Regions from separate parts of the Homo sapiens genome. Here all the other regions are linked to region 3. Evidence: chromatin loops called from intact Hi-C (ENCODE). Cell type or tissue: heart right ventricle. All regions are shown on one strand. Links, peaks and the distances in the headings refer to the core of each region. The heading gives the core; the rest is flanking DNA.

Region 1 (10,099 bases), core at 1,101-9,100, 130 kb before region 3:
GCCCTGTGTCCATAAAGGAAAAAGAAAAGTCATAGCTTCAGAAGGCTGGAAGGGAAGCCAAGACCTCCAGGGATGACTGGTTTTAGTTGCAGCAGGCATTTGAAGAGAACATTCTTAGCAACAGGTGAGGATATGGGTCATTTTGATGATGAGCAACTCTGAGCTATAGGGCACAGTGAAAGGATTCTGAGGGAGCAGAGGATGGGGAGGGGGGTGATATGGTTTGGCTCTGCGTCCCCACCCAAATCTCTTCTTGAATTGTACTCCCATAATTCCCCATGTGTTGTGGGAGGGGCCCGATGGGATATAATTGAATCATGGGGGCAGTTTCCCCCATACTGTTCTCGTGGTAGTGAATAAGTCTCACAAGATCTGATGGTTTTATCAGGGGTTTCCGCATTTGCATCTTCCTCATTCTCCCTCTGCCTGCTACCATCCATGTAAGATGGGACTTGCTCCTCCTTGCCTTCCGCCATGATTGTGAGGCTTCCCCAGACACATGGGACTGTAAATCCAATTAAGCCTCTTTCTTTTGTAAATTGCCCAGTCTCGGGTATGTCTTTATCAGCAGTGTGAAAACCGACTAATACAGGAGGATTACTAGATTAGGGGATAGACAGAGCTAGAAGATGATAAAGGTCTCTATTTCCTAGGGCTGTTCTAACAGAGTACCAAAATCTCTGTGGCTTAGGACAACAGATATTTAATGTCTTGCAGCTCTGGAGGCCAAAATTCTGCAATCCAGGTGTCAGCAGCACTGTACTCCCTCAAAAACCTATGGGGGTCCGGGGCAGTGGCTCATGCCTGTAATCCCAGCACTTCGGGAGGCTGAGGAGGGCAGATCACCTGAGGTCAGGAGTTTGAGACCAGACTGGCCAACATGGTGAAAACCCATCTCTACTACAAATACAAAAATTAGTTGGGTGTAGTGGTACACATCTGTAATCCCAGCTACTTGGGAGGCTGAGGCATAAGAATCACTTGAACCTGGGAGACAGAGGTTGCAGTGAGCCAAGATCGTGCCACTGCACCCCAGCCTGGGTGGAAAATGAGACTGTTTCAAAAAAAATAAATACATAAAACCTATAGGGGAAACTTCCTTGCCTCTTCCAGCTTCTGATGACCCTGGATGTTCCTTGGGTTGTGGCAGCATTACCCCAGTTTTCATAGGGTGTTTTACCTGTGTCTTTTCACACAGTTCTCCTTGGACATGTCTGTGTCTAAACTTTTTATAAGGACACTGGTCATATTAGACTAGGCTCACCCTCATGACCTCATCTTAACTTGGTTAAATTTGTGTCTTAGTCCATGCAAACTGCTAGAATAAAAATACTATAAACAGAATGGCATATAAACCACAGAAGCTTATTTCTTACAGTTCTAGTGGACGTGAAGTTTAAGATCAAGGCTCAGGCAGGTTTGGTGCCTGGTGAGGGCCCTCTTCCTCATAGAGGACACCTTCTAATTGTATTCCCACATGGTGGAAAGGGAAAGTGAGTTCCACTGGGTTCCTTTTATACGAGCTCAAATTTCATTCATAAGGGCTCCACCTTCCTAACCTAGACACCTCCTAAAAGACTATCTCCTAATATGATCACATTGGCTATCGGGTCTCAACGTATGAATTTTCGAGGAACACAGACATTCAGACCACAGCCATCTATAGAGACTCTATTTCCAAATAAGGTTACATTCTGAGGTGTTAGGGGTCAGGACTTTAACATATATCTTGTGGGGGACACAATTAAGCCCATAACAAGGTCTGAGTGACCAGAGACATTTCTGTAGGCTTAGACTTTAGAGGGTCAACTGCAATGTAATACATAACGGGATGCGTCTCGATGGTTTTTTGGGTAGGCAACACCCTTTTTCTCAGGATGCTTTCTGCAAGAGCTTGTAGGGTATGATGAATGGTATTATAAAAGGGGATCAGTGGGCTCAGAAAGGATACATTAATTCCAGGATGAACAGACGTCTGCAGGCCTTATTTGCAGAAAGTGTGTGGTGGTAGGGCAGAGGAACTTACACTGTTCTTCTCCCCGTTCCCTCTACTCACTATACTGCAGCTCCACTTGTCTATCTCTGCCTCAGAAAACTACAGATTGGGCAGCCCTAATCTTTCCAAAATCCAAAACGCGTCAACATCCAAAACTTTTTGAGCACTGACATGAGGCCACGAGTGGAAACTTCCACACCTAAGTACTTAATGCAAAATTTGTTTTATGCACAACATTTTAAAATATTTTACAAAATTACCTTCAGGCTAGGTGTATATAAAACATAAATATATTTTGTGTATAGGTTTGGTTCTCATTTCCAAGATCTCATTATATGTATGCAAATAGCCCAAAAATCTGAAAACAATCTGAGATCCAAAACACTTCTGGTCCCAAGCAATTCAGATAAGGGATGCTCGATCTGTACCTAGGCTGTCCCAGCCTCAAGGCCTGTGCACTTGTCATCCCTTTGCCTGGAATATTCTGTCTCGGAGCTTCTCATGGCTGGCTCTCTCTCATCACAGAGAGCTCATCTTGGAGGCCACCTGCTTAGAAAAGCCTTCCCTGGCCATCACGCCTAATGTACTGCCACCTCCTTCACTGTTTTCATCATTTTCCAAAAAGGTATTATTTTCACACTTGTTCATCTGCTTAATGTTAGTTTCTCCAATTATAAGGTCCACAAAAACTATTGTCTCCTACCCCCTTTGTTCAGCACTGACTCCCAATGCACCGACTAATGCCTGGTGTGCACAGGTGCTAAATAGCAACAAAAGGAGCAATAGGAATAATCATCTTTGATTGGATGAATAAATGTAAGCACATACAATGCATAAGTCATTTAACCTCCCTCGACCTCATTCATAAATAAGACTTTGACCCAGGTCTTATCTTTAAGATCCTTTCCAATCTTATAATGCCAGTTATATAACAGCCCGATAGAATCTGAGAGACCCACAGGAATGTTGCTGCTCAACATGCACATTCATATCTCAAGCCAAGAGAAGAAAGGTCCCGTGTATTAGACCTTTTAAAAAAAGTCTATCAGGTCAAGATAACTGATCTAATTTGAGCAAAGAATGGTTTAACTTACACACATTTCCTTGCACTTCACATTAATCCTTTAAGCTGCAGCTAGACCACACGCTTCAAAGGTAAAGCCAGGGAACACGATGATCCCATAGGTGCAGCATTGTTGACCCAGCCACCATTTTGGACTGCTGGGTGAGTTCCATTTGGCTTTGACTTTTCTTATGTGTTTAGAGTGTACATGGAGCTTCCTAAACCGTAGAAGTCATCTCATTGATCCAAGAATCACTAAGACCTTTATCAATAATCTTAGTCCAATCTTTTGTTAAGGCATTGAAACTGATTGAGGTCAGCCATTCACTTCTTTCTGCAGCCATGATTAATCTAGTGCCCACTACGGCCCAGGTCTTGAGCTGAGGAGGTGAGAATTCCACTCTTCTTCTCAAGCTCCAACATGTTTAATACTCCCTCCCTTTTAAACTCTGCTGAGCATAGGATCATCTGGTGTTCCACCACCCTACTCACTTATGCTTTGGCCAAGAGATTCAAATGCCTAGAGAGGCAGTTTGAAATTTCAAAGGTCACAGTTATTTGGCGGAAGTCTCACTCTGCCTCATCGACTGTGGTCCTGTGTTGTCTCTTTTCCCGTTTCCAACTCTATGCCATTTCACTTTATTACAGAAGTATCTTTCCTTTCCCCCACATAGTTGCAGCGTAAGATCCCCCCTTCTCTTCCCTTTCCCCTAATTCCAAAGCACAGATCCAGAACCCCCTCCTAGGCAGGTTAATGCCCCATTTGGTGTTATAGGATCTTTACGAGGCTGAGAAATGGAAGCCAGCAGCCTAGCAGCTCTGCCGGAGAGCAGGAAGCCACAATGCAGGGAAAGAGGCAGAAGGAGTCTGGGAGGCGAAGTCTGCCTTTTTTGATGACTGATGTAAGGGCTTCGTACTTGAACTTTTAGTTTTATAGTTCTATAAAAGGCAGCTGACAAAAGAGAACCCGTTTTGGGAGGGTCCAGCTGGCCGGACTGAGCTGGGTGGGGCGGTCCCAACACATGAAAGCCAGGGCTGATTTTCATCCATGATGTCAGAGAGGCGATGGGATTCCCACTGAGCCAGAGGATAGGAGAGCAGACAGTTCCAGCCCGGGCCCTGCCAATGCCGGCAACAGTTTCAATCCTGGCTTCCTGGCTCTTCTGCAAGATCCTTTTCCTCCTCGGAGACTCTTTGCAGTGTTTGGAAGGGAAGCTCTCTCGCTCAGCCTGCGGGTGTCTGCTGAGGCAGGAGAGCCGCTGGCCTCCCTCCTTGGCTTCCTGGCTCCCCTATACCTCTGCTTGGCTCGGCTCTCTATTTCCTTTCGTTTCAGTGGAGGATGCAGGGAGACTGACAGGGCTGGCTGTGCAGGGGCCCACAGCGTTTTACAGACTTATAGTCCTGAGCTCTTGCATTGCAGCCCCCCACTTCTGGATTTGGTGGGGGACAACCTCTGCTCCCTTCTCTGACTCAGACTCAGACCCTGGACTCCACAACTGGAGAAGCTGCTCAACATACGAAAAGTGGTTGGGGTGGATGGTTGTTTTCAATTAAATCTAATCTGAAGAAACATGGGGGGCTTTTTGGTTGGTGTGTGTGTGTGTGTGTGTGTGTGTGTTTGTTTTTTGTTTTTTTTTTTTTTTTTTTTTTTTTTTTTTGGTCGTTTTTCTTTTTGCTTATTCACATCAAACTATTGCGCTGGCCCAAGCCTGCAGTTTCATGCGGACAAAGCAGGTCTCTCTCCAAGCCCTGGGGGCTGGGGGTGAAGCAACTGCTACTCACTCAGCTCTGACTCAGAGGAGGTTCCTTTTTCCTGGCCAGAAGCAGCGCTGCCCAGTTCCAGGGAGAGGCTGGGAGGAGCAATGGAAGGGAGCCCAGAAGGGCAGTTGCAGAGGGTGCCGAGCGCTGGTTTCCTGATTCACGAAGGTTTCAGAAGCCGAGTGGCTCTGGCCAGCAGGCAGGTCCCACGACGCGCCTAATCTGCATGATCAGCTCCTTCTTTTGGAGACTGACCAGATTTACCCCCATGAGCCCTGGTAGCAAGGCCAGGAGAACAGGGTTAGAGCAAAATCCCAGGGTAACGCTGCTGAATGGCCTAAAGTACTGAGGCCATCCATCATCAAAAAATGATCGTGCTATACTATTTAAATTTGCTTTGGTGTTTTCTTGGTGTTTCTTTGGGCTGTCTAGCAACACATCATTCCTGCACTCATTCCTTCATCAAAACGCCAAATGTTATTTTCTGGACCTACTATGCACGTGCTAGTTACTACTGAACAATGGAGAGGCATTTGGTAAGTGAGCCTGAAATAACTTAGTGCCTTATTGATGAACTAATTCCCAGAAACCAGGGCTTTTTTTTTTTCTTTTTTTTTTAAACAAAGGCCATAAGGTATGTGTTTTCCTCTGTACCAAGTGGGGCTGGGCATTGGGGGTGGCCCTCTGACCCCCATGACCTACCTTTGGTGGTACACATGGTTCCCTCAAGACTGTCCCCTTCTTTCTAATAGGAAGGGTCCAGATTGGAGATAAAGTTCAAGATCTCCCAAGGAGAATGGAAATGGAGCTTCCTCTGCCAGAGCAATGAGGAGAGAGTGTACAACTTTCCACATTCTACTTCCTCCCTTCTCTTCTTTTTGCTTTCCTTTGTTCATTTTTTATTCATTAAATATTCACTGAGTGGCAATTGATAGCCTCCTTACTATGCAGCATTGCTATAAATTAAATATGTAAATCAAATATGTATAGTAAAAAAAGAAATCTAACAAAGCAACCTATAAGCTTGGTAAGAAATAAGTGGAGTGTGGCCAGGCGCGGTGGCTCACGCCTGTAATCCCAGCACTTTGGGAGGCAGAGGCAGGCAGATCACGAGGTCAGGAGATCGAGACCATCCTGGCTAACATGGTGAAACCCTATCTCCACTAAAAATACAAAAAATTAGCTGGGCATGGCAGCGGGTGCCTGTAGTCCCAGCTACTCGGAAGGCTGAGGCAGGAGAATGGCGTGAATCTGGAAGGTGGAGCTTGCAGTGAACCGAGATCGCACCACTGCACTCCAGCCTGGGCGACAGAGCGAGACTCCATCTCAAAAAATATAAAATAAAATAAAATAAAATAAGTGGGGTGTATTAGGAGTGTTGCATAGCATGTGAGAGCAGACACAGACCTCGCTTCTGACTATCTTAGTGAGGTCACAGAAAATGCTTGATTAAACAACATGCTTTTTAAGGCCCTTTTTCATTATCTCATTTACCATTCCAATGGTCAGAGAGAACAGGACCAGAGGGGTTATGCCCATTATAAAGATGAATAAACTGTGTGGTTTGCAGTTAAGTAACTTGCCTTTTTGTAGCCAAATATGTAGTTCCTGGCAGAAAAAGAACTTTAGGACTTAGAGTAACTAACAGAGGACTGCAGCAGCTGTACCAGACTGGGTAAATATTGGTGCATCAAAGGATGTATATTTTTCTTCCTTTTTTCTTAATACTTTGGGTAGAGATAAAACTTAAAAGAGCATGCTAGTTGATCCATGTTCTAATATTGCCTGCTTTAGAAGCCAGGGAGATGGTAGCATGAGAAGGACTTGGCCCACCATTGTTGGCTTTGAAGATGGAGAAGGGGCCAGCAGCTAAGGAACGCAGGCAGCCTCTAGAAGTTGAAAAGGCAAGGAAATGAATTCTTCCCAGGGAATCCAGAAAGAAACACAGCCCTGCCAATATCTTGATTTCAGCTCACGGAGACCCATTTCAGTTCTGACTTCCAGAACTGTAAGATAATACATTCAGGTTGTTTTAGGCCATTAACTTTGTGTTCATCTGTTACAGCATCTATTTGAAACTAATATAGAAGGATAAATTTCAGTCTGGATAACCCTGGCTGAATTCCCACTGGTCACCCACAAGCATATGTATGGATAATTGCCTGTACACATGAGTTACAAAACAAGATGGCTATGAGGGCTTTGAGAATTTCCCAGTCTAGCTAATTCTCTGAAGCCACTTACAGGATATTCCTATGCCAGGGACAATCAGCATTAGTGAATCTGTCTCCTCGCTGCCTCCTCACTGCCTGCCTCCATTGTTTTTAACAGTGGTTTGCCACTGAGGTCAACACCAGGTTCAGGGGCCCGGCTGTAGAGCACATAGACAGGGTAACAGCTGTGCTGCACAAGACACCTCATGGCTCGCATTTGTTGGCAAAATGCAGCTTCAACAAGTCACAACCTGTAAAAGAAACCACAAAGCCCAGAGCTCTTCGAGAAAGTCAGGACCACGGACATCAAACAGCAAGTTTGACTGCACCTCCATGAACTCCTGATGTCAAGACATCTTCTCTCCCTACCTGTGGACAGAGGACAGGTAGTCATCCTGATATGATGCTAACTTTGGCAGTCAATAGAGGCTGAAGGTGATCATGACCCCATCTGTGAAACTCATAGGAAACCCTCAGCAGAGGTGGTCATAAGGTTATACAAACTCCAGGCTCTTTGCCTGGAAAGCCATACAAGCACCTGTAAGTCAGAATTATGGAAAGGTACTTGGTGCTTGGCAGGTAAACTATAAGCAGGAAGATGCTTTCTTGCTTAATTTTTCCCCTTAAGAAAATATTCAATTTTATAACATAATCATACTGATGAGCATATAAGGGAGTGGTCCTTGTTCTCAGCATAACTTAAGAGTTCAAAGCCCTGTGGTCCATTTCCCTTCTCTACCTCTCCCTGGTTGTGGGACTCCTTAGCCTTCTTGAGCCCCATCTGGCTCCTTTGCAAAGAGGAGATAATACTAGTACATTCATTGTGTGGCTTGGAAGATGTAATGAGAAAATGACTGAAAAGTGACTAGCACATTACAGACAATCAATAAATACTAACTTCCTTGTTTCATTCCTTCTCTTCTATATAAAATTAAGGTATATTACCCATATTGGTCCTGATCCTTCACTGGGATGAAGGATCTAGCCCTCTGCCTTTAAAAGGGACCCTAAATAGTTCCCAAAATGGCAGGAACTATTATGTTTTAAAAATAGGTTTATTTTTTACAGGCTCACGCCTGTAATCCCAACACTTAGGGAGGCTGAGGCAGGCGGATCACCAGATGTCAGGAGTTCAAGACCAGCCTGGCCAACATGGCGAAACCCTATCTCTACTAAAAATACAAAAGTTACCTGGTGTAGTGGTGGGCACCTGTAATCCCAGCTACTCGGAAGGCTGAGGCAGGAAAATTGCTTGAACCCTGGAGGCAGAGGTTTTAGTGAGCCAAGATGGCGCTACTGCACTCTAGCCTGGGTGACAGAGCCAGACTGTCTCAAAAAAAAAAAAAAAAAAAAAAAAAAAAAAAAAAACGACAGTGGATCATACAGGTTCTACAGCTCCTATTGGCCCACCTTGCCTTCTGACCCCTCGAGTCCATTTGCATTTTTCTTTTTTTTTTCCAGACGGAGTTTCACTCTTGTCACCCAGGCTGGGGTGCAGTGCCGTGATCTCAGCTCACTGCAACCTCCGCCTCCCGGGTTCAAGCAATTCTCCTGCCTCAGCCTCCTGAGTAGCTGGGATTACAGGCGTGTGCCACCACGGCCGGCTAATTTTTTGTATTTTTAGTAGAGCCAAGGTTGGGTTTCATCATGTTGGCCAGGCTGGTCTCAAACTCCTGACCTCAGGTGATCCACCCACCTTGGTCTCCCAAAGTGCAGGGATTACAGGCGTGAGCCACTATACCTGGCCACCCACTTGCTTTTATTCTGTCCTCAGCAGTGATACAAACTGTTCCTACCCTCTGCCTACACACAGTGCAGCTCTTTGCAGTTCCTTGAGACTGTTTCCTCCATGTCACATGGGTGGCATTTAGGAGGCTCTTGATTGAAGATATGTGTTTACTAAAAAGTTGTTAAGTCTTCAGGAATTCAAATTCTCACATCCAATGTCATGCTATAAAAAGATTCATTCACCAAGTCCCCATGACACATTCCTTCTCTCCACACTTATAGGAACAGAAGGATGCCATGATGGTTTAATCAGGGAAGCATGTCCCAAAGACAGTTGCCTGTAGGCTCCTGGGTCTCAAATTTGACCCAAGGCTGGGATGATGGAATGCCATTCCCATCTGGTAACTGGTTTCTTGGCTTGGGAGACAGAAACCCAGATCTCTGGGCCAGGTTCTCAGCAGGCCTTCCCTTCTGTTGTTTTCCCTTGTCCCCTAAACCTTGTCACTGGAAGTAGAGATGACTCTTTGGTGCCTATGTCCCTAGAACAGGAACTTCATTCTTTCTAATGAGGTATTCTCTGAATTCTCCCACAACCACCAGAGGTAGGAAAAAGAGAGGGGAGACAGAGGACTTAGTGTTGTAAGCTCTTTAGGGTCACTGCCATGAGCTTGGTTCAGGGTCTGGTTCTGTTCAACCATCTGCAGCACTTTCTCTAGGCCTTGGTTTCTCCTCTGTAAAATGGCATGGGCACTAACCTGAAATTAGACGAGAGGAATTTATTTCACTATTTCCCTATTATTTCACTGTTGTAAAATAGTTGATAGTTCTTGATACCTTACTACTATTTGCCAAAGATCTTCTTCCTAAAAATTTGCACATGTCAACATGTTGAATCTACATAACACTCCTATGACTGGGTGAATTTTTAATTCCCATTTTACAAAATGAGGTAAGTGAGGCTTAGCAAGGTTTGGTAACTTATACAGTCACCTTAGCTAATAAGAGGTGAATCTAGAGGTATCATTTCAGAGAATATTCTCACCTTTACATATTTGTATCTCTAAATAGTTGTTCAAGATAGCTTCTTAGAAGTGCTATTTCTAGATCAAAAGGTATAACCTTTTGTTCTTTTTAAGGTTCTAATGTGTATTGACAAATTGTTTTACATGAACACTCCCCACCAACAGTATATGACGCTGTTCAAATCAAGACACCCTGACTCCAAACACTGTTACATTATTCTGGTTTATTTTGCTGTTCTTTGCTAACTAGTGAAGCTAAACTTCTATATGTTCATATGTTGATACCTTTGTGCTTTCTCCAGTGAAATGTCTATTCATA
Region 2 (10,099 bases), core at 698-8,697, 69 kb before region 3:
ACTTCCGGAAATCCCTTTCCTCCCTTCCCTTCACAGGTTGCCCCATAGTGACCCTGGAGACTCCCGCCTGCCCCCAGTGAAGGAATTGGTTACTCTCCCAGAGCCCTCCCGGGCATCGCCCCCTTCCTCACTTCCTCCTCTTCCTGCCCCCAGCCTCTACCCCTCCAGCCTCCTGTGGCTTCACAGGCAAGTGCCGCATCCCAGGAAGAAGGAGTTGGAGCTCCGTGATGGTGAGCTTTCAGACTTCCCCCTACAACCTCCGCCTCCCCAAAGGCACAGAGGCAAGCAGTGGCTTCCCTGGTATCATTTGTGGATCTAGGAGCATGAGGGAGCTATCGAAGACGGCATGTAGCCTGTTCTTCTTTCTCTTAGTAAACAATAATATCTAAATGTGCTAGAGGGAAAATACTTTTTAATTTATACTTTAAAACTGGTTTAGATTTTGAATGTATAGTCTGTTTTCCTGGAGTCCAATTGTAACATGAACCCCAAACCTAGGAGTTCTGTTTTTATACATCAGGAAGGGGACCAACCCACTCACCCATCCACCCATCTTTCAACTCACCCACCCACTCTTGTTTATAACTGCATAGTGGTTTATTTTGCCAGCACTAAACTATGCAGCTTGTTTCCCCTTTGCCAGCCTCTGCAGACAGAAAGCAAAGGCTGATCATTCTCAATTGACATGTGCACCCCTACTCTGAAGCTACAGCTGGATGACACCTCAGACAAATGCACTCATACATAAAAGTTTTTCTGCATGTTTTCGTTTTTGATTCTTTTATTGGAAGCATTTTTATGGCTGGGAGGTAGGTGCACATCCATTACAGTGAGGGGTCAGATATTAGAATACTTACGGTGCTTATAATTTTAATAGGATCACCCCCCTCATCCCTCATTGCCAATCAATTTCACTCTGTTTCAGGGTCACAGATCATACCCCTAATCCTGGCCAGTTGTCTCACCAATGTGTGTCACAAGCGGCCTGGGGCAAGAAAGTATAGATGACCCAGCATAACCGTTGCTTCTATTGCAAAGGGTACATCCTACAAAGAGCAGAACACGATTAGAGGCAGGCATAATTGCAGGCACTAAATTAGCATGGGTCTCTCAGCCAGGGGCTAATCTAAGCCAGACCTCACGTCATGGCAGGCCATGAGTACATCGCAATTACAATTCAAAAGAAAAGAGAAAAATCACCCTTGATTCTCAAATGTTTATTTTTAACACGGCAGATACTTAGCAATTATATCAGAGGCTGAGGCATCTGGAGTAAGCAAGAAAGGTGATTTGGGTTAATAATCTTTGAAAGGCTAAAGGATTTTCAATGTATGTATAAGACTGAGCCCTGTGCATGCTCCCCATTCTCTCCCTGACATCAGCCACATCCACCCCACCTCTGCCGCTACACGTTGGTGCTACCCAAGGTCTCCATTCACGCACTGTCCCTCTGCATCTCATGCTTCATCCGGGCCCTCCTCTGACCTGACCTTACCTGGCTGACTTAGTGCCCCAATTCTCTAAAACATGGAGAGATGGAACTGGTAGCTTGAACCCTCCCAGTTCCATCTCTTCCCTTTGTAAGTTTTCCCGGTGCCCTTGGGCCCCATGTTTCTAGACTATGCCCTAACACAGAGCCTTTAAAGCTTACTTCCACATGAAGGCAGAAATCAATCTTGGGCAGCCAAAACACATATGCTTTCTCAGTGGTAGGCTTAGGAGTGATTTTTTTTCTCTACAATCAACATGTATTAATTTTACATTCAAAAATTGTGTGTGCGTCTGTGTTTATTCGGTTTCAAAATCCAGTATACAACAAACTTTGCTTCTCCTGGCTTTTTAAACTCTTTTCACATGCCATAGTCCTGGTTCACCAGTGCAATTAATTTGCCTTTGAATTTGCCACTGGGATTCTTTTTGGTCGGCGGGGGGCTGTAGGTCGGGGTCAGAGTCTTGCTCTGTCACCCAGGCTGGAGTGCAGTGGCATGATCATAGCTCACTGTAGCCTCAAACTCTCAAGTTCAAGCAATCCTCCCACCTCAGCCTCCTGAGTGGCTGAAATTACAGGCACAAGCTACCATGCCTAACTAAGTTTTTAATTTTTTTGTATTGACAGGGTCTTGCTATGTTGCCCAGGCTGGTCTCAAACTTGTGGCCTCAAGTGTTCCTCCTGCCTCAGCCTCCCAAAGCACTGAGATTACCCTGCGTTTTTGTTTTTGTTTGCTTTTTTATTAATCAAAGTAGAAATCACAGACCCATTGTATTTCTACAGGTGAAATCATTACAATGTTGCCAGGGATTAATTTCTATGAGTGGATGAGAGGTCTCTTTTTCACAGTTTTCTTTTTGTCAGGGGACTACTGCCCTGATAAAACTTAGGCCTTCCCTGGCTAGGACATAGTAACCCTTCCAGCCATATTATAATGAATTTTGTAAAACTTGGCCAAACATTAGGCTGTACTGGAATGTTACCTTTTTAAATTTCAGAATAAATAGGCTATCAGCAGGATCACGGACAAGTTTTGATCATACAGAGACAGCCATTGTAATAGGACTTTTTCTGTGTTAATATAATGATTTAATAAAGCCATTTGGCACATAAATAAGACTCTCTTAGACCAAGCATTCTTAACAATGAGAGAATTGAGATCAGCCTATAGGGTGTATTAGCAAAAGTGTCTTTTCCAGCTTTAGTAAAACTCTTCCATCTGTTTAGCAATAATTTTATTATTCTGTATTAAAAACCCTCCTGAAATAGATGTGGTAAAAAACGCTCTGCCCCTGTTATGATACTTTCCAAACAAGCTTAAAATTGCTCAGAAACAAAAGGCAGGAGAAAAAAGAAAGGGCAGTGTCTCCAGATAATGAAGTTCTGCCTTTGTGTTTTATCTGTAAAACAGTACGGTTTGAAAAGTCTGGATCCCATTTCATCTGAACGCAACATAAATGTAGTGCCTGGAATCCTCCCAAATGAATAAATTCTTTTCTGATAATTTTTAAGTGAGGAAAGATCAACAGGATAGGGGCATGAGGTGGGGGGCGGGGTAGGGGGGATTATAGGCTGGTGTGTGTGTGTGTGTGTGTGTGTGTGTGTGTATTTAGCAGGACAATTGGGAGAGTTCTGGACATAATTTTTTTCTTTTCTTTTTCTTTTTGGTGAACCATGCTGAATTTTGTCTCTCTTTCTTGAAAAACCTTAATAGATTTGTGTGTTTGTTGACCAAGTGCTCTTTTTCATTCCTATTCAGCTTGCCTGTCCCATCCCAAGTATACTTGCCTCAGATGGCAACATGACAAAGCTCCCTTCCTTCTCTCGAATGGTTTGCAAGCTTCTGGTCTTCTTTTTCTTCTCCCTGGATTGTGCACAAAATTATGCCAATTTATGGTGGGGTAAGGGGATACTCCATGGACCACTTATCTCTTTAATTTTCCTCCATGTTGTGAGGTCTTGCTGAGCGCAGTCTGCAACTTCTGGAGTGATGAAGAGAACAAAAAGCTGTAGGCCTGTCACACTAACTTTCAGGATTGAGGTTACCAAAGAGGAACTGTGTAATTTCTTTATATAAATGGCTTAACCAGACCTCAAAAAGTCCTGCAATGAACACAGTTCTCTTTCGGGCTTAATGTTCTCACTTTGCTTCTTTGTTTAAAAAAAAAAAAAAAAAAAAAGGTTGGGGGGAGGAAAAAAGGCCATTGATCCTCCTCTTCCTTTGACCACTGGAAGAAAGGTAGAGAAAAAGAAAAAGAAAATTAACAAAGAAAGGACCCATGTCCCTCCTGCTTCCCCCTCCTCTCCCCATCCACAGGCAAAATCTAATAACAATGATTAAATTACATGTCTTTTCCTCCCATTGAAATCCACTGCATACTATTCAAATATTAGAACTCAGGAAATAAGGCAGGACAAGGTCCCTCATGAAACCTTAGAAGGCAGCACAGGGGTTTGAGCTGGAGGTCTGCTTGGCTGGGCAGCTCTAATTAAGAAATCACCCTGCTGAGCAGAACTTAATCTAAATAAAATATAAAAAGGAATCCAGTGAAAACCATTACCTCCCCACCCCACCTCCTCACACACCTCACATCCATAGGCCCTGTTTCCCTAGTCCTAGGAACTCTCCCTCCCATCACCTGGGAGTTCGATGTTGTTCTATGTGCCCCACAGTACAATCAAAAGTGAATTCTCAGCTCTAGAAGAGGAAGCTATGTCTTGTGCTGGCCTCTTGCTGTTTGGCTGGCCTTTCACAGGGCCAGAGGCAGATTTAGTCAATGTTGTTTTGGTTTGGAGGGGTATATGAAATGGAGATTTGACCAAGGAATGATTAAAGAGCTGGTTATTTGCTATAGTTAACAAGGTATTGTGTATTTCAAAATACCTAGAAGAGAGGACCTGAGATGTTCCACACATAGAAATGATAAAGACTAATGGTTATGGACACTTCAAATACTCCGATGTGACCATTACACAGTCTATGCATGTAACGAAATATAATAGCTACCCCATAAATAAGTACAAATATTTGGATCAATTTTTAAAAAGCAAAGATTAAAAAAAAGAGTTGACCATCTGGTCAGCCCTTCTATTCTTAACACAATGAACTGCCAACCCACAGCCTCTCTGCAGGCTAACTGGGTTCTTCTTGCCTGTCCACCAACTGCATTTGATGGAGTAGCCACCTGAGAGCAAAGTCCACATCTGTTTAACTTGATGTTGTTCACTATACTTGTACTAATTAGTCCTTTATGCTGTATTGAATCAGCCTCAGACCTCTGCCCCACCCCCCGTCCTGGGTGCTCCCTCTGATGTTGGGTGACATTTATTTAGCTTCATTTCCCACTGTCCTCCATAGAAATCTGTTCTGTGTTCTCATTGATCTCACTGTTGACCCCATGAGTGTGCTGTTCTCTACATTACACCTTTGTGACTTTGCATGGGCTGCCATGTCCGCCCATGGTAGTGGTTTTTAAGCTGTTGAAAACCTGTTGAAAGAGATAAACTCTATCCCTAAGGTGGGAAAAGCACACATATGTACATAAACACAGGGTTTTGCCAGCAATTTCAGGGAGTAGCTCACTCTCTAAGGAGTATGTGATTACCACCTTGACCCATTTATGCCTGAGGTTGCAATTTTTGCAATCAGATCTTGGTGATGATCTTGAGCAGTAGGATATAAATAACTCCCACATGCTTAGCATTCCAATAATGGAACACTAGGCGTAAGTGGGTCAAACTCTTGAGATCAATTTTTCTGTCTTTTCTCCTCCCATTTTGGGAAAACTCCTACTTATCCTCAAGGAGAGCTCCACAAAGTTTGCAGACTCCTGCTCTGTGCTCCTTGATGTCTTTTGTCTGTAAGGCCAGTACACCACTTACCACAGTGCAATAATCATTTGTTTGAGTGTCCATCTTCCTCTAGACCAAAGGGGGCAAATGTTCTCTTAAAAGTGCCAGATAGTAAAGATTTTTAGGCTTTGTAGGTCATATGGTCTCTGTGGCAACTACTCATGTCTGCTGTTTTTGCAAAAGCAACCATAGATGATGTCTTAGTCTGTTTGGGCTGCTATTAAACAATACTGTGACCTGAGTGGCTTATATACAACAGACATTTATTTCTCACAGTTCTGGAAGCTGAGAAGTCTAAGGTCAAGACTCCAGTGGATTACGCATCTGGCGAGAGCCTACTTCCTGGTTTGTAGGTGGTGTCTTCTCTCTGTGTCCTCACATGGCATAAGGGAAAAGGGACCCCTCTGGGATCTATTTTTATAAGGGTACTAATCCCCTGCATGAGGGCTCCTGCCTCAAGACCTAATGTATTGTCCATTTTCATGCTGCTGATAAAGACATACCTGAGACTGGGCAATCTACAAAAGAAAGAAGTTTAATGGACTTACAGGTTCACGTAGCTGGGGAAGCCTCACAATCATGGCAGAAGGCAAGGAGAAGCAAGTTACATCTTACATGGGCAGCAGCAGGTAAAGAGGGAGAGCTTGTGCAGGGAAACTCCCATTTTTAAAACCATCGTCTCGCATGAGACTTACTCACTATCACGAGAACAGCACGGGAAAGACCTGCCCCCATGATTCAATTACCTCCCACCAGGTCCCTCCCACAACACATGGGAATTCAAGATAAGATTTGGATGGAGACACAGCAAAACAATATCACCTAATCACCTCCCAAAGGCCCTACCTCCAAATACCATCGCAGTGGGGATTAGATTTGAAGATAAGAATTCTGGGAGGACACAGACATTCAGTCTACAGGGGACAATATGGAAACAAATGGGCATGGCTCCATTCCAGTAACACTTTATATGCACTGCAATTTAAATTTCATATCGTTTTCATGTCATAAAATATTTTTTATTTGTTTTCCAAACGTTAAAAAACATAAAAACTATCTTTTTTTTTTTTTAATCTCATTAGCCATTCAAAAACAGATGAGATGGGGACAGATTTAACCCAAAGGACATAGTTCAACTCCTGGTCTTGACAGAGGAGAAGCCCTCAAAGGTAAATCTTACTAATTTTTGAGCTTTATTATCTAATCCCTCAAAGGTAATTCATCCTTGAGTTTAACTATCTAGCATTAACTGATACAAAAAATGCATATAAATGTACAATTTACCCTTGAACAAGAAAGATAGGTTGACCTGTGCAGGTCCACTTACACTTGGATTTTCTTCTGCTTCTGCTACTCTTGAGACAGCAAGACCAACCCCTCCTCTTCCTCTTCCTCCTCAGCCTACTCAATGTGAAGACAATAAGGATGAAGACCATTAATGATGTTCTGCTTCCACTTAATGAATAATAAATATATTTTCTCTTCTTTATGATTTTCTTAATAACATTTCTCAAGTCTATTGTAAGAATACAGTGTATAATACATATAATGTACAAAACTTGTATAATCAACTGTTTCTGTTACCAATAAGACAGTAGCCTATTAGTAGTTAAGTTTTTGGGGGGTCAAAAGTTACATGCCAATTTTTGACTGCATGGGGTGTTGGGGCCCCTAGTCCCTGCATTGTTTAAGGGTCAACTGTAATAACAACTATAAACAACTGAATGACTTTTTGATTACAAAAAATTCCTTGAGACAAAGCCTGAATAGAACAACCATAAATGTGGCTTTGGGGACACTGTTGCGGCTTCATGTTTCATCATGACTAGAGATATAATACCTTAAGTAGTTAGCCACCAACACTCCAATCGCAAATTCTGGAGGTCTGGGATTATTCCACAAATCACTGGGTAGATGCAAACCTTCTAGAGAAGTCTAGTATCAGCAGAGTAAAACAATCTCCTTTTAAAAATAAGATTTCTTTATCACTCCCTGCTTTCACGCAATCACAGCTTCTTTTTATTTACTTATTTATTTTTTAGATGGAGTCTCACTCTGTTGCCAGGCTAGAATACAATGGCACGAACTTGGCTCACTGCAACCTCCGCCTCCTGGGTTCAAGAGATTCTCCTGCCTCAGCGTCCTGAGTTGCTGGGACTACGGGCACACACCATCATGCCCAGCTAATTTTTGTATTTTTAGTAGAGACAGGGTTTCACCATGTTGACCAGGATGGTCTCGATCTCTTGACCTCGTGATCTGCCCACGTCGGCCTCCCAAAGTCCTGGGATTACAGGCATGAGCCAGTGCGCCTAGCAAACGACAGCTTTTTGAGCCTCTGTTTAACAATCTCTTAAACCTTATAGGTAGGCAGTTCTGAGACAGCTCCTAATCATCTCCCCTCCTGGTATTCAAGCCCTGATGGAATACTCTCTTCTTCAATGTGAGCTGGACTTAGTGGTTTTCTTCTAATCCATTGAATACACACAAGTGATGAGCTGTCATTTCCAAAATTAGTTCACACAAAGCTGTAACTTTTGTTTTGTTCACAGCCTCTCTCAATTGCCTTCTCAGCTTGTATGCTTTGAAGAAGCAAGCTGCAGTGTTGGAGAGGCCCATGTGGCAAGGAAATGAGGGTGGCCTCCAGTCAATGGCTGGTGAGAAACTGAGACCTTCCTTCCAACAATTGTCAAGTAACTGAATACTCCCAACAATCATATGGGTTAGGTTAGAAGTGAACCTTTCTCTAGTTGAGGTTTCAGATAAGACCACAGATATTATACTAACACCTTGATTGCAGGCTTATGAGAAACCTTGAAATGAGAAGACTAAGTAAAACCATATCTGGATTCCTGACTTGCAGAAACTGTGTGATGATAAATGTGTGTTATCTTAAGCCACAAAGTTTTTGGGGTGATTTGTTCTACAGCAATTGATAATGAATACTTCAACCTATAGTGACAACTGGATGTCTATTTACTCATTTTCCCCACCAAAGTGTAAAGTTCCTACAAGGCAGAGGTTACAACATATTCATCCTGCTACCTCTCACAGCCCATAATATACAACCTGACCCATAAAACATGATTAATCAATGTTTGTTAAATTAACATGTATTTTGAGTTTCATTGAAATCAGTTAGTTGAAGTGATAATAACATTTAAATGTGCATGAGCAGTAGGACAAGGCAGATAGCTGGTTAGGATAGAAAGTTTTTGAAAATTGTGAGGGGAAAAATTATTTCTATTTGTACCCTGTTGTACCCAGCTTAGGTTTCAAAAACTTTCAGGGGGTTTTTATTCATTTACCAAAGACTTCAAAGTTGGTGCCTCCCCACCACTCTAAAGAGGTCTTTGCCCTTATTGACCCAACCATACTGATTTGCCTGGTGCACAGTGGGAGCTATTATAAGGAGAGGGGAGAAGAAGGAAATAGAAACAACTGTGAAAAAGGTTGAAAAAAATAGCGAAAAGGATAGAAAAAGAGCAGAGGAAAGAGAAGAAGTAGTCAACATCCAACCCAGATGCAGAGAAATGATTCAAAAGAAAAAGTCTGATTTTCCTGTCGGAAATATTTTTAAAAGGAGGTAGGCATTTATCAAAAAGGAAAAAAAAAAAAAAAGAATAACAGAGTTTGTCTTCCAAAGGACCCAATACTCTTGGAATTCAATGACCTAATTCTGTGTATGGTTGCAGTGTGGAGATTGCCTCTTGTCTGATTCTCATGGCATTGAGACCTCTGATTTCTCAACAGCACATGCCACAGCACTATCAGAAGTCAGGAATAAAGAACAGAGGGTGTGGGGGGCAGTCTAGATATTATGCTCAGCAAACATATTTTTAAATCAGTGTAAATTCTATCTTGCTGGTTGCTTATCTTAGCAGTTAAATCAACTTTTCGTTACTTTTGTAGACATTATATAATATCTTCTCCCCGCAGCTCCAGCCACCAGCTGTTAGTCAGCAGAATGGGAGAGGGACTGGGTCAGCTTAAGCTGAATAACTTCCATGGTGACATTTGAGGGAACCAATTCCCAGCCACTGAACAAACCTAAATGTTCTGCTATGGCCATAGAACCAAATAGATCTTAACAAAGAAACCTGAGAGCATTCAAAGGTCAAAACAATTGGAGCTAGTTCCTTCAAGCTTAAATATGCTCATCTGTAAAGTGGGGACAATAACTGTGTGTCTTATAGGGTTATTTTGAAGGCTAAATATGTGTAAAAGCCTCAGTCTACTGAAAGGTTGCTCAACTGTAACACTCTTTTCATTTTGTGAGGGATCATTCTTTGTTGGAGGTTAGGGACACTGTCTCGTGCATTACAGGATGTTTAGCAACATCCTCAGCTTCTATCCATCAGATGTTAGCACCCCCCCCACGGACCACCATCTTCTCCATCATCACCATCAAATATGTCTCCAGACATTTCCAAGTGTCCCCTGGGAGGCTAAAACTGCCCCTGGTTGAGAACCACTGTTCTAGTACTTGGCATTGTTCCATAAACATCAGATGATATTTTTATCATTATAATTATTACTAAAGGCAACATCACCCTGCTATGGAGACAGGTCCTTGGTCTCACGGAATCCCTGCAATAGTTGCTGCATTTCTGCATCTTTCTGAGAGTAAGGGTTGAAAAGAGATAAGGTCAATTCATCTGACAACAATCCAATGGGAAACCTACTGTCTCCGTAGAAATTCTTTTCATGGAAAGAAAAGGGGCTACCATTTTGATCTGCTGCAGGAACTAGGTCTAT
Region 3 (10,099 bases), core at 615-8,614:
TTTTTATAAGGATATGAGTCATATTGGATTAGAAGCCCACCCTACTGGCTGGGGTAATTGAGCTATACCCAAAGATGAGTATGACCTCATCTTAACTAATTATATCTGCAATTACCCTGTTTCCAAGTAAGGTCCCATTATGAGGTCCTGGAGGTCAGGTCTTCAACATCTTTTGGGGAACACAATTCAACCCATGACAATGGGCTTCTGTAATTTATGATCAAGGGGTCAAGATTTGAAAGTAACATTCCTGAAAGATTAAAGACCGTGAAGATGTACTCCTTGTCCCCAGTGTCCCTTCACCAGAAACAATACATTTTGCTGGACACCAACACAAGCAGTTCCAAGCCAGATACTGGCTTATAATCTCTCTCTCTTCACCCAGCCCACAACTAACTCCTCCATGAGCTGCCAAACACTCAGTATACATTCTCGTCACCAAGAAATGCCACTGGAATGAATCTGCACCAAAGCTGTTTATGTGACTAATGAACCTCCATTACGTTGCATCCAAGTAGGAGTAAAATTTATATTCTACTCAATGAAGGAGGGCTTTCTTGGGGGAGGGAATCACAGATGGCTGGGAATAGAGGCGGGCATTTAGAAAAAGCCACATATATGAACAAATACCAACACTGCAACACTGTAAAGGTATCTTGTATCAAGTTGGGAACTGTTTCTCCAAACCTCCACAAAAAAAAAAAAAAATTCAAACTAGAATACTTTCAGGGGTGGCGGGGGAGAAGGCATCCCCTTTTCTCCTTCCATGGTTTCAGGTACAGAAAGTTGGGGGTAGTTATAAAAAAGGCTCCATCACTGGTGTCTCCTAACATATTATTTCTGTATTAGTATTATCAGGCTTGTTAGCCAAAGACAGATGCCGAACAAAAAGCTGATCACATTTCCCAATCTTATTTGCAAACAAGCGTTCATTTCCTGCTTATCAAGGCACAGTGCGGGTACTTTGTCCATTCAAATCATTGTCTTAAGCCAGTGATGCAAACCAATGAGCAAGGTTCACCCCAGCCAGAGCCTGGACGCTCAATGTCATTGAACTCAAGGAGCAGATAATTAGTATTGAAAGGTGTGATTGCAGCCCAGTCGGCCAGGTAATCAGCCCCTGATTTCTCTTCAGGACTCTAGACCAGTTGGAAATCTTAGCCCTAGAGGAGGCTGGAGGGAATTATCCTGGAAGTGTAGTATCCCTTTTCAAATATAAACACCAGACAATTACAGCAGCCAGTTAGCCCTTCCTTGCTCAGCACACTTGCGTTTCAGGCAGCGATTGGAAGGGACCCCAGCTCTGCCCAGGCAGCTGTCTCCCAGCCTTGGCTCCCCAGGGCTCTTCCATCAGCTCACTAACATCTTCCAAGACTGTCGCAACCTTGAGATGTCTCTGCAGACTGAGCCTCCTCATCTCGGTGCTTGTTTTGCAAACATTTGGCTGCTTCATGGGAACCTGCCTCAACCTGAGGCCTGAGCTCTCTCTTGGCTGGGATGGTGAAGTCTTCTTGAGAAGGGCTGATCTCTTTTCTGATCACTCAGATCAGATGGCTTGGAAGTGACAAAGTGAAATGCATCTCTCTGCCATCCCTTCAAAGATGGAATGCCAGTTCTCCGTTCTCAGCAGCCAACAGCCAACTTTGACATAGAACTTGGTTGAATATCTAAATGGACACTCACGTCGGAGCATAATTTTTAGGAAAGTAGCTAAAGGTTCAAAACAGGTCCCCAGTCTCCTTTCTGACCCTGGGTGGCCCCTTCTCTCTGGACAGGGATGTCATCTGACAGGGAAGATACGTATGGAAATGTAGTCGCCTCTATATCAAAGAATGCTTTCTCCATTTTCTTTACGGTGCTTTGCTTTAACCAAATTCACAATGGCTAACATAGTTAGACAGCAAAATAAACATGAGTGGCCATAAAACACTGACTCTTCCAGACTCTGATGGAGGCTGTGCAGCCAGCTACCCGCCCCTGGACTTGGAGGGAGGGCCTAGTGTATAAACAGAGTTTGCATGCAAGACTCCATGTGTTATCAACATATCACATTCAGGCTCCTGCCAACCCCACAGCAGACACATAACTCTACATTATGTAATGTGGAAATCAGCAAGGCTTCGAGAAAAGTGGCTTTTTGTTCCTTAGAACCTATCTTCCACCTAGGGTAGATGTCCTCCCAGTCAAGCCAAGCAACTCTCCGTGGCCACCCCCCAGGCCAGGGGCTCACAGCTTCAGGCCACTGCTGCTCCTTCTTTCTTTTAGAAAGTGCTGAGCTTTGGAACACTGGGCAAAGGCCTTCTTGCCTTCTAAATTAGCCTTCTCTTGCTTCCATTACACCATACTTTTTTCTGCCAACATTTTATTATGCAATTTTTCAAATATCCAGAAAATCTGAACCACTCCTGAGATCTATTTTTAAGTTATTACTCTCTCGTGAATGGCTCTTGAATTCTTCTCCTTTCCTCCAAGTAACATTTTTCAAGATACCTGTTGTGGGAAACATGTGGCATGGGATGTCAGTGCCCCACATGGCTGCTCAAGTTGTAATCCAGGGCTTCTCTCGGTTTTCTTTCAGAGATGAGAAGAGTCCAGGCTTCAGTTACAGACAGACCGGGGTTCTTCCTAGCTAAACTCTGGATGTGTTTCTTTACTGCTCTGAGCTTGAGCTTGCCTTCAAATGGTGGTGGGCATGACAGCCAATCCAACTATCCTGTAGTGAGCACTTACTAGATGCCAGGAACTCTTCCACATGACACCCAGGGGCTCTAATCCTCATAGTAACCTCAAAGGGAGGCACTAGTGTTATCCTCCATTGTAGATAATCAGGCTGGAAACCCAAGCCTACTGCCTGTGGTGCTGTAGGAAGCACGCAGAGTGTTTATGACACACTTAGCACAAAGCCTTCACTCATAGTGGCTTTTCAACAAAGAATTCAAGGATTATTCTTATCAATAGTGGCAACATTTTTGCAGAGGGCACCCAATCAGCACACAGTCATACAGAACACAGACTGTAATAAGCACTTCTCATTGTCCTGGCCTTCTACACACCATTCTTTTAGCATCTGAGTTTGTTATCAGTGGCCTAGCACTAATGGCAGCACCCCTAAACCAAGGCTTTATTTGGACAGCAATCTTCTGTGTAGCTGGCAAAGCCTCTTCTGCAAAGCACTGCTTTGAGTTCTGATTTTTAATTCCGAACACTGCATGGTATCGTTGTGATAATGGGAAATGTTGAAGTGCTGTCATTAGGTACTTCTACGTCATATCAGATAAACAGAATTCAGACACAAGCACTAAGGTAAAGCTTTATTGGATGGATCATCTTTTTTTTTAAGTGATGGAAATATATCAACTCTAAACTCTGTCCATATGCTCTACTGTAAACATGGCTATTGGCATGGTGAAAATATTTCCAGACTGGTTCATCCCTCTTCTGTTCACTTCAAAGATATTTTCCACAGTGGTTGCCATACAAATTCTAAACCCTAAAGATTCTGGGGCTGGTGCCCCATAGATGATTAGCTCTTCTCTAGGGTGAGGTATGGTTTCCTTAAAAGCAAATGGACTACCATCTTTCAGCCCAAAAAGCTCTTGACTGCCTCCAACCCCTCCTTCATCCTAAGCTCCTCCAAACTCACTCTAAACAAACTCTCCCACAAGGAAGCCTGTCGAAGGTCTTTACAGTAAGTATCCTGGCCTTGGAAAAGGACAAAGAAAGGGCGAGCAGACACTGAATCTTGATGAGGAACTTTCTTCGAGCAAGAGGTAGAACTGAAGCACAGAGAACGTGGCATAGCTTTTCTAAAGTCGCAGACCAAGTTGGTCAAAAGAAAGAGAGAGCCCAGGAGTTCGGAATCCAGAGTGCTACTGTGCATTAGATCAGTAATAATTTCCATTAGCATTAAGTCCAGAGACCTTGGAACCAAAACAAATCCAACTGTAGAACAAGTGTTTTGGGGAAAAAAAAATTGAAAGCTCCCTAACAACATCATCTTTCTCACGGGGATGAAGTTTCAGATACACCAAGACAGGACACTTTATGAGTCGGATAAATTGTGTATCCAGAATAAGAACGAAGAGGTATATCCTGCATCTTCACCATTAATAGTTAAAGAATACAAGCTGGAATTTGGGGAGTATTGAGGCTAGAGTTTGGGAAAAAGATTCCCAGTCCAGGAAAGGGACAAACAGCTACAGAAGGAACAGAATACTGACTGATCCAACAGTGAAACTCTCCCCAAAGGAGAGTTACAGGCAATTCCAGAGCTATACGTACACAAATATGATTCTTGCTGAAATCTAAAGAGAAGAAAGGGTGAAAGGCGAAGAGGGATGAGATAAGGTAGTAGGATCCACCAGGAGCCCACATACATTCTTGACAATTATAATTAAGGACTTCCTATTGGGACGGACAATCCTGGCAAGACATCTGGTCACATTAATCCTCCTTTGGGCTGTGGAAGTTCACCACCAGAGGTAGATGTGTCATTGCAGAGAAACAATCAAGGATGAGGAGAGAAAGGGATGTTTTCGGTGGGCTGGCAGCACAACTTTGTGGACTGCCCTGTTTTTTAACAAACCCACAGAACTCTGTGGAGCCAAGTGTTCTTCACGCTAGGCCAGACTTTCCTACCCCACCTTGGGGGTCTGCCAGTTTTTGCTGGCTCCCTCTCCAATGTCAAGCCTTCTTGTGAAATGACTGGTGCTTCCTGCTTCCCATCACAACCCCGACCCAGACACGCCACCTCTCCCTGGGTATCCGCCCTATGGCTTAATGAAAGGGAGCCAAGGGGCTCTTGAGGACAGAGAAGCCCCTGTTCAGAAGAGGAGAAAAAGAACAGGGTCACTTCCTTCCCTGTTTTCTAGGTTTCTTCCGCCTTTTTCTCTTCCCGCCGTCCCCTCCCATGGCCGCTGCTCCTTGGCCTTGATTCAGCACTGCATTCCTGCTTCTTTGTGTCCCAGCCTCCCAGCTTGCAAGGCCGTGGGGATGTTCAGAGAGTTAACAGCTCCAAGAAATTCTCATCTCCATAGACCTGTCTACCCACCTCCCACCTGGGCTGCAGAGAAACAGCCAACATTCCTTCAGGCCCACAGAGAAAGGGTGTGACTCGAATTACTCAATGAAGCCTCCAAGCCAGCCTCTTATGCCCCCAAAACAATAGAGTTGTATTTTTCTTGGACTTCATTCATTTTATTTGGTTTCTCCTTTGACTAGCAGAAAGAACTCCTTTCCCTCCCTCTCCCTACCACCACTTTTCTTAATCCACCAGCTTCACTCTTCCAGTAGAACCCAACCCCCCAACCCCAGTAGGGTGAAGCCTTGGATCATGAACTTGAGTGACGTCAGCGAGCTTGAGAAACGCCATCCGCCATCCGCTTCTCCTGGGCTTTCTCACATGTGGGAATCATCTCTTGGGAGTCTGCATCCCATCTCTGATCTGTTTGTTTTGGATGCTAATCCCAGGACGCTGGGTGAGGTGTTAGGCAGACTGACCTTTCCTGTTTTCTGAGTCAGTGATCTTAGATCACTAAGTCAGGTGCTAAGTGTTGAAAATTAAAATCAATGTGTGGGGCCTGCAAGAGGGAGACAAGAAGGTGAGAACAAAGGGTGAAAGGGGAAGGTGACATCTAGTTTTGTTTGAAACAAACAAAAACCTATCTATCTGCCATAAATCCATCCTCATCAAAAAGAGATTCTGGTAGCTGGTGTCTCGTGTGCCTGTAGTCCCAGCTACTTGGGTAGCTAAGGCAGGAGGATCGCTTGACCCAGGAATATTAGGCCAGCCTGGGCAACATAGTGAGACTCTGTCTCTTAAAAAAATGGCGGGGGTTGGAGGGATTGTACGTATTTGGTATGAGGCACACATTACGAAGAATATGATGTGGACATGAGTCCTCCTGACAAATTGCCTCTGAAAAGCTACAGCCCATCTTAACTCCCAAGGCAGCTTCCACTCAACCCCAAACAGCCAAATCTTCTGGTATTCAGGGAATTTTTGTTTGATTGTCTACTGAGCTCCCGACGTATGTCAGGCTGTCAGGCTGCAATGATATTTAAGGAGAATCTTTTTTTTTTTTTTTTTTTTTTTGAGGCGGAGTCTCACCCTGTGGCCCAGGCTGGAGTGCAGTGGCATGATCTTGGCTCACTGCAACCTCTGCGTCCCGGGTTCAAGTGATTCTCCTGCCTCAGCCTCTCGAGTAGTTGGGACTACAGGCGCGTGCCACCACGCCCAGCTAATTTTTGTAATTTTAGTAGAGACGGGGTTTCACCATGTTGGCCAGGATGGTCTCGATCTCTTGACCTCACGACCTGCCTGCCTTGGCTTCTCGAAGTGCTGGGATTACAGGCATGAGCCACCGTGCCCAGACAGAGTATCTTACCTCTGCACCAAGCTAGGGTATTTAAGGCACCACCAATTCCACCCCCAGCTTCTTTATCAAACAAACAGATCTGATGGAATAACAATGCTAATAATGCCAGGTGTTTGGCTTGGATTGGCTTTTTAAATCCAGCTTTTATCTCAGAGGTCAAAATCCTGAGCAGGCCCAAGACAATGCAGCCTAAACATCTTTAGAAACTCAAGACAACTTCTCATTTTAAATATGAGGAAGCTGACTTGTTGAGAAGTGAACTGTTTTACAGGTCACATTAACATAGTTATAGAAACACAGAGGTCACATTTTTGGTCTAAGGCACTCCTGATTTGGAATTACTCCCTGAAAGATCTATGGAGGTTGTACTGTATTGACAAAAATTGGCTTTTAGGTTTAACCAGATGCCCTACCCATCTGCCCAGTCTTTGTTGCAGGACAGTCTTCAACCCTCCAATCTCCCATTCCAGCATAGAGCAGGGACTTCCTTCTACTTCAGCATATCAAGCAAAGCAGGCACAATTCTTTTCAACAAATATCTGTTGAGTATCAGTTTTGTGCAAAGCATTTGCTCAAATCAAATAATAAAAAGTACAGAGCCCACTTGTGAAACAAACCGTCTCATACTCTTCATAGACACGTTTTCAAAAGTCAGCAACTCATCCTTTTTCCTACAAAATTCTGTTCTCAAGAGACAACTTGACTATCAAAGGAAATAAAATATCCCATTTTCTCTTCTCTGGGAAGCACACACACACATTTTTATAAAATAATAATTTACCTAGTAGGATTTACACATCACTGATGTAAATATACTAGACCTGTCTAAATCTAAACTCCAACTACACACGAATTTTTTTAACGCTCCACAAAAAAGAAAATGAGAAAAGCAAAACTCAACAACACCCTAAAGGAGTCAGATCCTCTTTCTATATTGTCAGGTAATTGTTAGCAGAAATCAGCTGTAATAACAAGCCATTTTAAAGGAATGCCAATTCCATTCTATCCTGCTTAAAGAAGATCCAGAATCTGCCTTTGTTCCTAACCTGGGCAGTATGGAGAAAATAACAATACCTTCTTTCAGAAACTGTGGGGAATCTGAAAGGTAGGATTCCTGCTCTCCCAGATAAGAGCTGGCAGGAGAGGTGGCAGCTGTCAAGGGGGAGGCTTGTGTGAGCCCTGGGGTCAGCCAGGAGCACCCTGGAGAGAAGACCAGGACCATCAGAAGGGAGCAAAGTAAGAGGTGCTTCAGGGAGAAAGTGCTTTGCTTTCCGAAACTTAAAAAGGATCTCCACTCCTCAGTGTGGACTTGTGTGCAGCCAAGGCCTCCAGAGACTGCAGAACCACCAGTCTCTGGAAACGTCTCCTTCGTCGTCCTGGCTGACGGCATGTTTGCAGTTTGGGACTGTTTTATGCAGCTGATTCTTTCCAAGAGTCTGAGGTTTAGGGTTTGGGTGAGCTTGCTGCTTAGCCTTTCCCCCCTTACCTTTTTATTCACAGTTTCCGACACACAAAGCACTTTAAATTATCCATGGAAACCTTTGTGACCACAGACTTAGAACACAGCTATGACCAAGTGTCAGAAACAGGGAAGGCATCCGCGAATGTCCAGCTATGTGGCATGAATGTGTTGCTTTCTCTTTTCCTAATCAGGTCCCAAAAGTGGCATTTCTTTGCAAAGGGCTACACAGACAAGGGCTTTAGCTAGAAAAGCACCACTGCCTGACATGCTGAATTAAGAATGAAGTTGCCCTTGGGTTGGTAAATTTGGGTAGTCGGATAGCACGCAGCCAGGCCTCTCCTAGCCGTTCAAGAAATGTTTGTGGAATGAATGTGCACTGCTTGTTTAAAGAGCACGCTGTCATTGTTAGAACACACTGGACGCTTCCCAAGGCAGGAGTTTTAACATTTAAATTTTTCATTGTTCTTGCCCTCCCACTCCCCTCAGCCTTCCTAGCTCCCTGGAGAGGGGCCTGAGCTCAGGGAAAGTCAATAAAATATATTCTTGAACTGACTGATCTTTGTCATTTTCATGAAGTCCCCTGTCCTCATTCTGTCTATATTCACTGGAGTCAATACTTAGCAATGCCCTCACCCCATCCATTCCATTCTCTAACCAATTATACAGGAATAATTGCCAAAAATTAAAAGACTAACCCCAATTGAATTGGAATCTGGCTGTTTCATGGAGAAAACAGTTAAAGAACAATGGAAAGGACACCAAAATACTCAGGGAACCCTAACCCTATCTACGTCATGGTTTTCTGCAAGTCATAACCACCCCCTCTGTGTTTTGCTCTCTTTTTTCCTTAAAGGAGCATATAGCAACCCTCTTCCCACCTGTTCTGCATGAGCAAGTTTTCAGCACCAGTGTTTGCTGTACCAAGGAAATGTGTTATCATTCAGACCTGGCTTGAACCAGACAGTTCTAACCTCAATTTCCCCCAAAAAGAATGTGCCCTTCCTGTACATGTTCCTTCAGCATTAGGGGACAATTGGGAACTCTGGGCAGGTGGGGAGAATGAACACAAGGGCAAACAGCTTGAAGCAATGGAGATGCAGATAACAGAAGAAACCACTTGGGTACCACACCTGCTATGCCCTATGCAAAATGCAAGACAACTACGGAGATTCAGCAGTTCTCAGCAGGCAGGGCACAGTGGCCCACACCTGTAATCCCAGCACTTTGGGAGGCCAAGACAGGTGGATCACCTGAGGTCAGGAATTCGAGAGCAGCCTGGCCAACATGGTGAAGCTCCATCTCTACAAAAAAAAAAAATATATATATATATATATACACACACACACACACACACACACACACACACACACACACACAAATTAGCCAGGCATGGTGGCGCGTGCCTGCAGTCCCAGCTATTTGGGAGACTGAGGCACGAGAATATCTTGAACCCGGGAGGCGGAGGTTGCAGTGAGCTGAGATTGCGCCACTGCACTCCAGCCTGGGCGACAGAGCAAGACTCTGTCTCAAAAAAGAAATTCTCAGCGGCCCCTCTTCCTTTCTAACCCACTCTCTTCCATTGACAACCTGGCTCAGGGACTGCCATCTCTAAATGTGAACTAACATTGTCCCACAAAATCTGTAGTCCAAAGAAAACAAGGCAAGGCCAGAAAGAAACAAGGCCATGGTAAACACAGTTTCCCCCGATGTGGAACAGAGATGATAACAGGGTAGCCATCCCAGTTTGTATTGAGTTTTTACATAATAAGCTTCCAAAATTTGGTAGCTATTGTTTTCTTGTTTCATTGTTGTTGTTGTTAGTGTTGGTTTTTACCCCTTAACACCTACAGCTGTGAGATTTGAGCCAAGTAATTAACCACTCTGCACCCCATCTTTCCCGTCTGTAAAATAAGGAAAATAACAAGAACCCACCACGAAAGGTTCCTGGGGGCACACAAGGTAATATATCCAGGTAAAGCCCTTAGCAGACTACCAAGCTCATACAAAGGGCTGTGCAAGCACTGCCTTTTATTAAAAAATGTCACGCCGGGCACAGTGGCTCACACCTGTAATACCAGCACTTTGGGAGGCCGAGGCGGGCAGATCACCTGAGGTCTGAGGTCAGGAGTTCGAGACCAACCTGGCCAACATGGTGAAACCCCATCCCTACTACAAATACAAAAATTAGTCGGGTGTGGTGGCGTGCGCTTGTAATACCAGCTACTCAGGAGGCTGAGACAGGAGAATCGCTCGAACCTGG

The links. A loop is a pair of places that touch in the nucleus more often than their neighbours do. Peaks named below come from ENCODE experiments on the same cell type or tissue, not always from the same donor. Only the 100,000 strongest peaks of a DNase experiment are listed, where the experiment ranks them.
Region 1: it touches region 3 in a loop (2.2-fold over the local background); 21 of 110 quality-filtered maps call a loop at or near these places.
Region 2: a loop joins it to region 3, with 9 times the contacts of the local background. A loop is called at or near these places in 7 of 110 quality-filtered maps.

Annotation. Positions count from the first base shown.
Region 1 is chr17:71,971,326-71,981,424 of GRCh38, forward strand. No RefSeq gene overlaps it. Among named protein-coding and RNA genes, the nearest start is that of ROCR, 50 kb to the right of the region's middle. In heart right ventricle, for the core only: no CTCF peak of the experiment used is centred there; DNase peaks (open chromatin) are centred at 4,216 and 4,896; H3K4me3 peaks cover 1,235 bases; H3K27ac peaks cover 1,893 bases.
Region 2 is chr17:72,030,622-72,040,720 of GRCh38, forward strand. LINC01152 (long intergenic non-protein coding RNA 1152) reads left to right here and starts at 33. Exons shown (of 3, transcript NR_110132.1): 1 at 33-230; 2 at 6,424-6,510; 3 at 7,894-10,099. It overlaps LOC102723517 (a long non-coding RNA gene), which reads right to left. Exons shown (of 3, transcript NR_110877.1): 2 at 6,669-6,742; 3 at 3,486-3,717. In heart right ventricle, for the core only: no CTCF peak of the experiment used is centred there; no DNase peak of the experiment used is centred there.
Region 3 is chr17:72,099,667-72,109,765 of GRCh38, forward strand. All of the region lies in intron 2 of SOX9-AS1 (SOX9 antisense RNA 1), which reads right to left. Among named protein-coding and RNA genes, the nearest start is that of SOX9-AS1, 11 kb to the right of the region's middle. RefSeq lists enhancers at 4,433-5,691, 6,624-9,709 and a cis regulatory region at 5,161-5,163. In heart right ventricle, for the core only: no CTCF peak of the experiment used is centred there; a DNase peak (open chromatin) is centred at 4,659.